Linked DNA regions of Homo sapiens: region 1 is linked to region 2. The links are chromatin loops, found by intact Hi-C in ENCODE. Cell type or tissue: lower leg skin. All regions are shown on one strand. Each heading gives the region's core, and the rest is flanking DNA. Links, peaks and the distances in the headings are about the cores only. Region 1 overlaps CDH1 (cadherin 1). Region 2 overlaps CDH3 (cadherin 3).

The links. A loop is a pair of places that touch in the nucleus more often than their neighbours do. Peaks named below come from ENCODE experiments on the same cell type or tissue, not always from the same donor. Only the 100,000 strongest peaks of a DNase experiment are listed, where the experiment ranks them.
Region 1: a loop joins it to region 2, with 2.4 times the contacts of the local background. A loop is called at or near these places in 46 of 110 quality-filtered maps.

What each region holds. Positions count from the first base shown.
Region 1 is chr16:68,812,341-68,818,683 of GRCh38, forward strand. It overlaps CDH1 (cadherin 1), which reads left to right. Exons shown (of 16, transcript NM_004360.5): 9 at 973-1,155; 10 at 3,175-3,419. Among named protein-coding and RNA genes, the nearest start is that of TANGO6, 28 kb to the right of the region's middle. In lower leg skin, for the core only: no CTCF peak of the experiment used is centred there; no DNase peak of the experiment used is centred there.
Region 2 is chr16:68,692,144-68,699,572 of GRCh38, forward strand. It overlaps CDH3 (cadherin 3), which reads left to right. Exons shown (of 16, transcript NM_001793.6): 14 at 3,112-3,242; 15 at 3,634-3,780; 16 at 6,048-7,429. The coding sequence ends at 6,257. Among named protein-coding and RNA genes, the nearest start is that of CDH1, 41 kb to the right of the region's middle. In lower leg skin, for the core only: no CTCF peak of the experiment used is centred there; no DNase peak of the experiment used is centred there.

The DNA.
Region 1 (6,343 bases), core at 1-5,000, 120 kb after region 2:
GGGCGAAGTCTTTGAAAACTCTCTCCAGACTAGAGAATGTTAACTTTAAACTTAAAAGCAAGCATCTTGAGATGGCAGTTGTCTTTTAGTATCTTTTTTCCACCCTTGGCCTGGGGCCAATTGGTGCAAGATTGTGAAGTTGCAAAAAGCACCTACTGATTTCATAGTCTCATGGTACATTTTTATAGCAAATATTACCTGGTTTCATTTCTTTATTGAACAAATATTTTCTAAGTTTATATTAGGCACTGTGTTAGACACTGGAGAGACCATCACACACAAAGATTCCATTCTCATGGTGTTTCTGGTATAGCCAGGAAGACATCTTATGAGAATTATTGTATGCCAAGGATATTACATGCATTCAAGGAGAAGGTATTGAGAACCAAGTAGGGTAAGTTTAAATCATCCTGTATAATGGCCAGGCGTGGTGGCTCACACCTGTAATCTAGCAAGTTGAGAGGCCAAGGCTGGTGGATCCCTTGAGGATGGAGTTTGAGACCAGCCTGGCCAACGTGGCGAAACTCCATCTCCACTAAAAATACAAAAATTAGCTGGGCGTGGTGGTGCATGCTTGTAATCCCAGCTACTCGGGCATCTGAGGCATGAGAGTTGCTTGAACCCAGGAGGCGGAGGCTGCAGTGAGCCGAGATTGTACCATTGCACCCCAGTGCGCCCATTGCCTGGCCTCTCCTTGTCACATCTTCTCCTTGAAGCTTGCTTTCAGTTAGCCAGGTGTGGTGGTGCATGCCTGTGGTCCCAGCTACTCTGGAGGCTGAGGTGGGAGGATTGCTTGAGCCCAGGAGGTTGAGGCTACAGTGAGCCATGATCGCTCAAATACACTCCAGCCTGGTGACAGTGAGATCTTATCTCAAAAGAACAACAAAAAAAGAGGAATCCTTTAGCCCCCTGAGACTCAGCTCTGCTAGCAGTCTTGGTACTTTGTAAATGACACATCTCTTTGCTCTGCAGTACAAGGGTCAGGTGCCTGAGAACGAGGCTAACGTCGTAATCACCACACTGAAAGTGACTGATGCTGATGCCCCCAATACCCCAGCGTGGGAGGCTGTATACACCATATTGAATGATGATGGTGGACAATTTGTCGTCACCACAAATCCAGTGAACAACGATGGCATTTTGAAAACAGCAAAGGTTTGTATGGTACCTGGCAAGATGCAGAAACTGGCATCCTCACAGCTGTTCATACCCTTGTCCCCTGGTATCTTCTTAGAAGTAGATTCGCTTTGGCAGGGGGACAGGGTGACTTTCCCAGATTGTAGTGGACCATGTGGGATTTGCAGTGGCTCTTCCTGCTCATGTAAGAAATCAAGAAACTGTGCTGTGTGTGGTGGCTCACGCCTGTAATCCCAGCACTTAGGGACGCTGAGGCAGGCAGATCACGAGGTCAGGAGTTTGAGTCTCTGCTAAAAATACAAAAATTAGCCAGGCATGGTGGCACGTGCCTGTAATCTCAGCTACTAGGGAGGCTGAGGCAGGAGAATTGCTTGAACCTGGGAGGTGGAGGTTGCAGTGAGCCAAGATCGTGCCATTGCACTCCAGCTCTGGGTGACAGAGCAAGACTCAGTCTCCAGGGGTGGGCGGGGAAAAGGAGGCCGGGCGTGGTGGCTCACGCCTGTAATCATAGCACTTTGGGAGGCCAAGGCGGGCAGATCACAAGGTCAAGAGATCGAGATCATCCTGACCAACATGGTGAAACCCCATCTCTACTAAAAATACAAAAATTAGCTGGGCATGGTGGTGTGCACCTATAGTCCCAGCTACTAGGGAGGCTGAGGCAGGAGAATCGCTTGAACCTAGGAGAGGGAGGTTGCAGTGAGCCAGGATCGTGCCACTGCACTCCAGCCCGGCAACAGAGTGAGACTTCGTCTCAAAAAAAGGAAATCAAGAAGCTAAGGCTTCTTGGTGGCTCATGGTGGCTCATGCCTGCAATCCCAGCACTTTGGGAGGCCGAGGCGGGCAGATCACCTGAGGTCGGGAGTTTGGGACCAGCCTGGCCAACATGGTGAAAACCTGTCTCTACCAAAAATACAAAAATTAACTGGGCGTGGTGGTGCACACTTGTAATCCCTGCTGCTTGGGAGGCTGAAGCAGGAGAATCGCTTGAGCCTGGAAGACAGAGGTTGTAGTGAGCCAAGATCGTGCTACTGCACCCTGGCCTGGGCAACAGAGTGAGACTCTGTCTGAAAAAAAAAAGAAATCAAGAAGCTGTTACACAGGATCCTGAAATTGAAAAAGAAGTACTATCTGCTTTAATAGGCTCTTTCCCAGAAACATTCTCCTTCCCTCAGCTCTTTCCATTTTGCGGTGACAGAGAAAATGATTTACTGGTCTCTGCTCTTGTGCTGGTTTATTTTAGAAGTGGGGCAGATATGGTTGTTTTTGAAAAATGTCCTAGAAACTTGAAAACTAGCCAAGCGCAGTAGTGTATGGCGGTGGGCCCAACTACTTGGGAGGCTGAGGTGGGAGAATCACTTGAGCCCAGGGGGTTGAAGCTGCACTCAGCTATGATCATGCCACTGTACTCCAACCTGGGCAATAGAATGAGACTCCATCTCTTAAAAAAAAAAAAAAAAAAAGATGGCCGGGTGCAGTTGCTGATGTCTGTAATCCCAACACTTTGGGAGGCCAAGGCGGGTGGATCACCTGAGGTCAGGAGTTCGAGACCAGCCTGGCCAACATGGTGAAACGTCGTCTCTACTAAAAATACAAAAAATTAGCCAGGTGTGGTGGCGGGCTCCTGTAATCCCAGCTACTAGGGAGGCTGAGGCAGGAGAATTGCTTGAACCCAGGAGGTGGAGGTTGCAGTGAGCCATTGCATTCCAGCCTGGGTGACAAGAGCAAAAATTCTGTCTCAGAAAAAAATAAAATAAGGAAAGAAACTTGAAAACTAAGAATTTGAGTGAATTGCTTGTTGAAGTGACTGGATCCCTAGAATAGCCCCAGCTTTGCCTTCCTCTTGAGTAGGTGAGCAGATTTGAGAAGCCATGGTAAGTAATTGTGGTTTCTGCCATTGAAAGTCATGGCAGAAACCACAGTTACTTTTGCACCAACCTAATATATTACCAAAAGCAACAGTTAAGGATTTAATTTTATTTTTACTAACACAAAATGTTTCGTTTTGTTTTTAACTTCATTGTTTCTGCTCTCTAGGGCTTGGATTTTGAGGCCAAGCAGCAGTACATTCTACACGTAGCAGTGACGAATGTGGTACCTTTTGAGGTCTCTCTCACCACCTCCACAGCCACCGTCACCGTGGATGTGCTGGATGTGAATGAAGCCCCCATCTTTGTGCCTCCTGAAAAGAGAGTGGAAGTGTCCGAGGACTTTGGCGTGGGCCAGGAAATCACATCCTACACTGCCCAGGAGCCAGACACATTTATGGAACAGAAAATAACGTAAGTGTGAGGATTTTTCAACTGACTTGCAGCAACTGGTTATTTTATATCATTTTATATGTAAATCAATAATATGTACTTCATGGCATTTTGTCATTTGTCTGTACAAGACCATTCTCTTAATTTATTTTTTATTCCCTTTATCTGTGCTCCTTTCACCTGTTCCCTTCCCTTCACAGACAGCCGTTCTTGGTCTGATGTGCTGCCTCTCTTTGAGCTCTTGTAGTATGGTAGAAATGCAATTTTACTTTGCATACATACTATTGTGTTTTTTTGAGTTTGGAGTCTCACTTTGTCGCCCAGGCTAGCGTGCAGTGGCGTGATCTCTGCCTACTGCAGCCTCTGTCTCTTGGGTTCAAGCAATTTTCATGCCTCAGCCTTCCATGTAGCCAGGATTACAGGTGCCTGCCACCACGCCCGGCTAATTTTTGTATTTTTAGTAGAGACAAGGCTTCACCACATTGGCCAGGCTGGTCTCGAACTTCTGACCTCAAGTGATCTGCCTGCCTCCTAAAGTGCTGGGATTACAGGCGTGAGCCACCGCACCCAGCCCATAGTATTGTGTTCTAAGTAGCTTACTATCAGTATTTCTCCTTTCAAACTTGAAGGTACCTCTATAATGTAAATCACACAGATGCTGAGAACTGAGAACCCACATGCCAACCAACCAACTACAACACTTGCTTTAAAATACTCTCATTTTGGGTTGGGCATAGCAGCTCATGCCTGTAATCCCAAAACTTAGGGAGGCCTAGGCAGGTGGATCACTTTGAGGCCAGGTGTTGAAGACCAGTCTGGCCAACATGGTGAAACCCCTGCCTCCACTAAAAACACAAGAAATTAGCTGGGCATGGTGGTACACACCTGTAATCCCAGCTACTCGGGAGGCTGAGGCACGAGAATCACTTGAACCCAAAAAGCTGAGGTTGCAGTGAGCTGAGATCGAGTCACTGCACTCCAGCCTGGGTGACAGAGTGAGACTCCATCTCAAAAACAAAAAACAAAAAAACTCTCATTTTCTATGTGTAGCCAATGGACTCCTCATAATCTAGAGATATTTCTACATGCTCCAAACTGTAAGGCCTGGCAAGATGGGTTTTAATCGAAGTTTAAAAGAATGATGAAAAGTCAAAGACAATAATGTAGGATTAGGTTCAGTGATGAAACCCTGGATTGTACAGTTTCCAGGCTGGGTTGAAAGCTTGCAGTAGTGAAATAGATAGTTCAAAGCATCTCCTGGGGCAGATTCAGGGACCAGGTCTTTAGTGTCTGTTTCCAGAGGCCCTTACGCCTGGAACAATGACCACTTGATGTAATTCATTGCTTTGCACTTCCAAAGAAGTGAGGCCAAGCCCACAGTTTCTTAGAGCCCTTTCCTCCTTTGATTTCTTAGTTTCTCTTTCAGAGCCTTTCCATGACCCTAGTAAATAACTGAGCAGTAGATCTCTGTTAGCCTCCCTGTACCTCCCATTAAATGGCAATAGTGCAGTCCACCCACAGGTCAACAGGGCAACCTGCATCTCCAGATGTTCATGACAGGAGAGGAGGTGGCATGTTGCCACCATTTAGGAACTACTGTATTGTTTGGGGGAGCTGGTCTGCAGGAGTCTGCTTTTAAAAATAAATAAGGATTATAGTAATCATTGCTTCAGCAAGAATCATCCACAGATGCCAAATCCATTGGGTGAAAATTAGTTGCTGAACAAGATATTCTCAAATTATCTACCTGCAGATTATAGGTTAATCATGCAGTGAAAAAAGGCACCTTTGCTGTGAAGAAATCTGGTGGCCTTTCCCTTATCCAAGTGATCAAAGTTATCAATAGAAGCACAGACAGACATCATGTGCCTCCCAGTGTCCTGCACTAGGGAGGCCACAGCATCACCTCTGTCCTGTTCTTGCCCCCACCGACCCCTGAAATGGATTACCTGAATCTAAATTTTGAGGAATAATCAGACAAACCCAAGTTAAGGGGCATGCTACAAAACAACGGCCAGCACATTTCAAAAATGTCAGTGACAGAAAAGAAAGACCTAAGGAAGAGCCATGCCAACGAAAGGCCATATTGGATCCTGAATCCAGAAGGGTGCAAGGTTGCTATAAAGGACATTTTTGGAAAATCTGACAATTCGAATATGCACCATATATTCGACAATAGAATTCTATCAAAGTTTTGTTTCCTAAAATTGAAAATCAAGACTGGTCACGGTGGCTCACACCTGCAATCCCAGTGCTTTGGGAGGCCGAGATGGGTGGATCATCTGAGGTCAGGAGATCGAGACTATCCTGGCTAACATGGTGAAACCTCGTCTCTACTAAAAATACAAAAAATTAGCCGGGCGTGGTGGCGGGTGCCTGTAGACCCAGCTATTCAGGAGGCTGGGGCAGGAGAATGGCATGAACCTGGGAGGTGGAGCTTGCAGTGAGCTGAGATCACGCCACTGTACTCCAGCCTGGGCGACAGAACGAGACTCTGTCCCAAAAAAAAAAAAAAAGAAAAGAAAAAAAAAGAAAATCAAATTGGGGTTATATAACAGAATGCCTTTGTTCTTAGGAGATAACACATTGACATATTTATAAGTAAAGGAACATGACTTCTGCAATTTATTTGCAGATGGTTCAGCAGAACAAGAAATTATGTAGGCGTGTGTCAATATAGACAGAGCAGATGTGGCAAAGTATTAACAATGAGTAAACTCAGGTGAAGAGTTCATGGATGGTCATCATACTATTATAGTAACTTGTCTGTTGTATTGTTGGTTTTCTTGGTTTTCTTTTTTTTTTTTTTTTTTTAAAGACGGAGTTTCGGCCGGGCGCGGTGGCTCACGCCTGTAATCCCAGCACTTTGGGAGGCCGAGACGTGCGGATCATGAGGTCAGGAGATCGAGACCATCCTGGCTAAAACGGTGTAAACCGCGTCTCAA
Region 2 (7,429 bases), core at 2-5,001:
TTCCCAGCTCAGCCTCCCAAGTTCCTGGGACTACAGGTGTGGGCCACCACGCCCAGCTCATTTTTGTATTTTTTGTAAAAATGGGGCCTCACTATGTTGCCCAGGCTGGTCTTGAATTCCTGGGCTCAAGCAGTCCACCTGCCTTGGCCTCCCAAAATGCTGGGATTACAGGTGTGAGCCACTGCGCCCGGTCCACTCCTTAAACTCCTAATTCTAGGAGCATCAGTCAATCAGTAGGTCTTTCTGGGGCTTGTGGAATGTACCAGGCTTTGGGGATACAGTGGTGAGCAAACAGACTCGGCCCTGCCATCAGGTCATCTGGAGGGGCCCGCACAGTGGTTCTGAAAGGGTGGTTTCCAACAGCATTAGCATCACCAGGAATTTGCTATTATTAGAAAGGCAATTTCTCAGGCCCTGCTCCAGACTTACTGATTCAGAAATTTAGGAATAGAACCCAGTAATCTGCATGTTAACAAGCTCCCAAGGCATTCTGATACATGCTAGAGTCTGCAAATTACTGGTCTAGTGGGAGGAAATGTTTAGTTAAAAACAAATTTCTTGGCTCTAAAGATAGAACCTATCACAGTTGTTTTTTCCACATTTTGACTTGGTCTTAATATAGACAACACACATCGTCAGTCAGAGATCAATCATATGAATACAACAAGAACATGCTCTTTGCTGGGCGCAGTGGCTCACACTTGTAATCCCAACACTTTGGGAGGCCAAGGTGGGTGGATCACTTGAGGTCAGGAGTTTGAGACCACCCTGGCCAATGTGGTGAAATCCTGTCTCTACTGAAAATACAAAATTAGCCAGGCATGATGGCACATGCCTGTAATCCCAGTTACTTGGGAGGCTGAGGCAGGAGAATCACTTGAACCCAGGAGATGGAGGTTGCAGTCAGCCGAGATCACACCATTGCACTCCAGCCTGGGCAACAGGGCGAGACTCTGTCTTTAGAAAAACAAAACAAAAAAGAAAGTAGGAAATTAGGTCAGAGCAGTGACAGGCACAGGGTACCATCATGTCAGGCCTCATAGGTTATTGTGAAGACTCTGGGTAGAACTGAAAGTTATCAGAAGGTTTTGAGCAGAGGGGTGATGTGATTTGACTTAAGTTTTGCAAGATTCCTGCTGAGCAGACTATATGGGGGCGAAGGTGGAGGCAGGGAGACCATCTAGGAGGCTGTAGCCATAATCCAGGGGTAAAAAGGTGATGGGAGGCTCAGGCTAGGATGGCAGCATTGAGGTGGTCAGAGGTGGTCATGTTTCAAGGTAGAGTCCCTTCAGATTGATGTGTGGAATTAGGGTAAGACCCATGGATGATCGCAAGGCTTTCGGCTTAAGGAGAAACATGGCATTTCCATTTGCCGTTTTGGGAAGGACCATGGGAAGAGACTTGCCAGGCCAGTCCAAGTGGAGGTGTCAGTAGGCAGCTAGACCTGGGTTCAGAGAAGTCCATTTGGCGTCTTGCCTTCCCCCAGACTCGGGAGAGGAGAGGTTACTGTCTAGCCCACATGTGCATGCATCTTCAGAACCCGTGGACTCCCAAGGAAGGTTGGGTCTGTTTTGTCTGGCCAAGGACAGACAGCAGTTCCATCAGCAGGCAAAAAAGTAATGATCCTGAGCAGTGGTGTATGCTCTTAAATCGAACTGCCATAGAGAGATGGCTAGAGGGTCCCCTCTTAATACAGGGTTAACTGTGTGTAGGCATGAGAGAGAAGGCAGCCAGGATCCCCAGTTGGCCAGTTCCCCCCATGTCCAAATAGCCTGCCAGCCTTTCAGACCACATCACTGAAGCCAGGCCCTTTTAAAATTCCAACACTGGGGCTGGGCACAGTGGCTTATGCCTGTAATCCCAGCACTTTGGGAGCTGAGGCAGGCAGATCACCTGAGGTCAGGAGTTAGAGACCAGCTTGGCCAACATGGTGAAACCCCGTCTCTACTAAAAATACAAAAATTTGAGATCACGCCACTGCATTCCAGCCTGGGTGACAGAGCGAGACTCTGTTTCAAAAATAAATAAATAAATAAATGGGCCCCTGTAATCTCAGCTACTCAGGAGGCTGAGGTGGGAGAATCACTTGAACCTGGGAGGCAGAGGTTGCAGTGAGCCAAGATCCTGACACTGCACTCCAGTCTGGGCAACAGAGCGAGACTCCCTCTCAAAAAAAAAAAAAAAAAAAAAAATTCCGGCCAGGCGCAATGGCTCACACCTGTAATCCCAGCACTTCGGGAGGCCAAGGCAGTTGGATCACTTGAGGGTGGGGGTTCAAGACCAGCCTGGCCAACATGGTGAAACCCTGTCTCTACTGAAAATACAAAAATTAGCCAGGCTTGGTGGCAGGCACCTGTAATCCCAGCTACTGGGGAGGCTGAGGCAGGAGAATGGCTTGAACCTGGGAGGCGGAGGTTGCAGTGAGCCGAGATTGCACCAGTGCACTCTAGCCTGGGCGACAAGAGTGAGACTCTGTCTCAAAAAAAAAAAAAAAAAATTCCAACACTGCATTCCACGTAAGTTTAGATTACTGTACCCTATGAAAGTTGCATTATCTTGTTCTTGAAGTCTGTGGCTAATTAGGGGACATCTGGTGACTAAAAGAGAGTCTCATTGAAAGACAACATCTGCTGGGAGGTTCCCATCCCGACATCCCGACGAAAGGTTTTCTTAAGGATCAGTACCACCAATCTGGTTAGACTGACAGCATTATGGGTGAGGAGAAGGAAGTCAGAATCTTCTAGGAGGAGGTGTTATAAGCTGAGAGCTGACATGTGGGAGCCATGTGTATGCATAGAGTCTGCCAGGTGAGGAAGGAGCCTGTATGAAGGTTCTTAAGGGGAAGTTGCTGGGGGTATTCAAGGAACACAGAGGAGGCCAATGTGCCTAGACCTTAGTGGGTAGGGGGACTTGGAGGCATAGGCTGGGACCAAATCTTGCCAGCCTTGATAAAGAGTTGAAGTTTTCCTAGGTGCAAGTAAAGCCATTGTAGCATGTTAAGCTCTGGCTACTGAGTGAGGACATCTGCAGTTAGAGGGGCTCTGAGGGCCTGGGGGTCTTGGCCCACTGTGTGGTTACAGAGGGAGCACTCACACTCCCCAACCCTTGCAGTCCTCCTGCTGGTGCTGCTTTTGTTGGTGAGAAAGAAGCGGAAGATCAAGGAGCCCCTCCTACTCCCAGAAGATGACACCCGTGACAACGTCTTCTACTATGGCGAAGAGGGGGGTGGCGAAGAGGACCAGGTGGGGCACTGGGGGCTCTGGGATTGGGAGGTGGATGCCCCTAAGGCCACTGGCAGGGCTGTTGGGTCAACCAACTGACCAAGTTAGCTGTGTTGACCAGGCCCTGGCATGAAGCATGCGTCTTCCTTTTCTAACATCCTCCAGCACTTCTCTGGTCCATTGCTGTAGTCTCTTTGGCCCTAGCCAAGTTAACCTCAAGCCTATGTTTAATTTGCTAGGACAAGGGAGGATGGAAACGAGGGTTTTCCAAAATCTGTGACATCATCTGTCTTGTAAGACCTCCCCATGAGCCAGAGTATCCAAAGGGTAGGGGGTGTGGGGTGAGATGTAAGTGGCAGGGGAGTGGGGGACAGGAGTCCTCAGTCACCTGCTCTCCTGCATTTCCCCACAGGACTATGACATCACCCAGCTCCACCGAGGTCTGGAGGCCAGGCCGGAGGTGGTTCTCCGCAATGACGTGGCACCAACCATCATCCCGACACCCATGTACCGTCCTCGGCCAGCCAACCCAGATGAAATCGGCAACTTTATAATTGAGGTGAGGCGTGGCAGGCCAGTCGAGGGCCACCCTTTATTCAAGCCCAGCACCAGCCACACAGGAGAACAAGCATGGGCCTGGAGTCTTGGGTCTGGGTTCAAATTCTGACTCCACCACCAACCAGCTTTTGACCTCTGGCTTATTTGAGTAACTTCTGGGGTTTGTTTCTTCCTCCATAGAACTCACTTGCAGAGTGGTTAAAAATGATTAGGAGGGGCTGGGCACGGTGCCTCACGCCTGTAATCTGAGCACTTTGGGAGGCTGAGACGGGTGAATCATGAGGTCAGGAGTTCAAGACCAGCCTGGCCAACATGGCGAAACCCCATCTCTACTAAAAATACAAAAATTAGCCAGGCATGGTGGCGGGCACCTGTAGTCCCAGCTACTCGGGAGGCTGAGCACAAGAATCGCTTGAACCAAGGAGGCAGAGGTTGCAGTGAGCCGACATCACGCCACTGCACTCCAGCCTGGGTGACAGAGCAAGACTCCATCTCAACAACAACAACAAAAATGATTAGGAGGCTGGGCACAGTGCCTCACGCCTGTAATCTCAGAACTTTCAGAGGCCAAGGTGGGCAGATCACTTGACGTCAGGAGTTTGAGATCAGCCTGGCCAACATGGTGGGAGGTGGAGGTTGCAGTGAGCCAAGATCGCACCTGGGTGCAACTTATGGCTGTAGTGAATGCCGAGAATGAAGTACTCAGACAATTCTAGCTGAGCGGGGCGGGGAGCAGTTCCTTTGAGAGAGCGTCACTCTAAGATCTGTCTGCCAGGTATTTATTGAGAGAGCTTGTTTAAACTACAATTTAGACAAACAAGAGACATCCACCAGGTGGCTCTTGGCGGTCGGGTATGAGGCACATATGGCCTTGTAAAAAACACTCAAACCACATTTTTAGGAGGCTGTGTTCAGCGCTCCTTATCACACATACTACTCCCTGTCCTGTTTTCAAGGTCCAGGAGATCTAGTCTTGTGTACAAACAACATGCACACAGCGCCTCAATATTTTTCCATGCCTCGACCTCACATGCCTCTTACATAGGCTTGAATGTCTTGTCGTGCGCCCCCCACACCTGGGCAACAAAGGGAGACTCCATCTCAAAAAAAAAAAAAAGGCCGGGCACAGTGGCTCATGCCTGTAATCCCACCAGCACTTTGGGAGGCTGAGGCGGGCAGATCACAAGGTCAAGAGATTGAGACTATCCTGGCCAACATGGTAAAACCCTGTCTCTACTAAAAATACAAAAAATTAGCTGGGCGTCCTGGTGGGCGCCTGTAGTCCCAGCTACTCAGGAGGCTGAGGCAGGAGAATCGCTTGAACCCAGGAGGTGGAGGTTGCAGTGAGCCGAGATCACATCATTGCACTCCAGCCTGGGCAACAAAGGGAGATTCCATCTTTAAAAAAAAAAAAATTAGGAATGATTTATTCATTTATTCAACACATATAGCAGTTGAATACTCTGGAGCCAGACTACCTGGGTTTGGATTATAGATCCCAGGTGATTGCACCTGGGGGGCAAAGTTTGGAGCCTCTGCTGTAGAAGACTTCAAGGATTGAACGAGCAGGCAGCTAGGACAGTGCCAGCACAGTGGTTCCCGACCCTGCCTGCGTGTTGGAATCACCTGGGCACCTTCAGAAACCACTGATGCCTCAGCTCACCTCCAAAGATTGTGATATAATTGAACTGGGTGTGGCCTGGGCTTCAGAATTTATAAAAGATTCTCCAGATAATTTAAGTTTCGGAACTACTGACCTAGCATGTAGCGCTTATTAGATAATGATAGCTATTGTTGCGAGGTGCTATTCTAATAACTGCTTTACAGGTATTTACTCATTTACTCATTCATCTGTTCCTTTAAAACTATACGGAGGCACATGTCCTCAGTACCTCCCGAGGCTGTGTCACAGGCATGCATCCTTTAAAAAAGGAAGAAAAAAACTATTGTCATTTTACAGACAAGGAAACAGGCATAGAGTGGTTAAGGGACTCGCCCAAGGCCACAAAGCTAGTGTGTGGTGTGAGTTCTGGCCCGGGCTGTCTGATTTCAGTCCTTGCCCTTACCCCCTGGCCTGTGTTGCACTGAGCACTTGCTGTCTGCTGGTCCCTGAGTGAATGAATTCTGCATGAATAACGCATTCTTTCATTTCTACCTCCAAAACCTTTAGGGGAGGGGAGAGAGGGGCTCACAGAGAGGAAATGGAGGCTTGCAGCTGGCAAGAGGCAGGACCCGCCGCTCCTAACTACCTGTTCTCTGTTGCCGCAGAACCTGAAGGCGGCTAACACAGACCCCACAGCCCCGCCCTACGACACCCTCTTGGTGTTCGACTATGAGGGCAGCGGCTCCGACGCCGCGTCCCTGAGCTCCCTCACCTCCTCCGCCTCCGACCAAGACCAAGATTACGATTATCTGAACGAGTGGGGCAGCCGCTTCAAGAAGCTGGCAGACATGTACGGTGGCGGGGAGGACGACTAGGCGGCCTGCCTGCAGGGCTGGGGACCAAACGTCAGGCCACAGAGCATCTCCAAGGGGTCTCAGTTCCCCCTTCAGCTGAGGACTTCGGAGCTTGTCAGGAAGTGGCCGTAGCAACTTGGCGGAGACAGGCTATGAGTCTGACGTTAGAGTGGTGGCTTCCTTAGCCTTTCAGGATGGAGGAATGTGGGCAGTTTGACTTCAGCACTGAAAACCTCTCCACCTGGGCCAGGGTTGCCTCAGAGGCCAAGTTTCCAGAAGCCTCTTACCTGCCGTAAAATGCTCAACCCTGTGTCCTGGGCCTGGGCCTGCTGTGACTGACCTACAGTGGACTTTCTCTCTGGAATGGAACCTTCTTAGGCCTCCTGGTGCAACTTAATTTTTTTTTTTAATGCTATCTTCAAAACGTTAGAGAAAGTTCTTCAAAAGTGCAGCCCAGAGCTGCTGGGCCCACTGGCCGTCCTGCATTTCTGGTTTCCAGACCCCAATGCCTCCCATTCGGATGGATCTCTGCGTTTTTATACTGAGTGTGCCTAGGTTGCCCCTTATTTTTTATTTTCCCTGTTGCGTTGCTATAGATGAAGGGTGAGGACAATCGTGTATATGTACTAGAACTTTTTTATTAAAGAAACTTTTCCCAGAGGTGCCTGGGGAGTGAACTGTTTTCTAAATAGAAGGTTTATTGGCATCTAACTCACATACCATACCATTCACTTGTTTAACGTTTACAATTCAATGGTTTTTAGAATTTTCAGAGTTCTGCAAAAAGAGTGGGCTCTGTTTACCCTGCTGGCTTCACCCAAGCTTCCTCTCAATGGCAGGGGATACTCAGGGTCAGCTTCCATGCCTAAGTGGGCTCAGGGAGGGGAGACTTGCCCTCCTTTGCAAAGTCAGTTGCTCCATGAGAGAGAACCATTAACCTCTTACCCCAAGGCTGAGCCCCTCCACAGCCCCAGCAAGGTCTCTTCTGGAACAGCGGCTGCCCTCCCTGCAGGACAGTGTGTGACGACTTCCTCTTCTATGCTGGAGGGGTCCCTGTTGAAAGGCAGGGGTTGGGGAACAGCCAGCTCTGCTACTTGCTAGCACATTTTTTTTTTTTTTTTTGAGACGGAGTCTCGTTCTGTCGCCCAGGCTGGAGTGCAGTGGTGTGATCTTGGCTCACTGCAAGCTCTGCC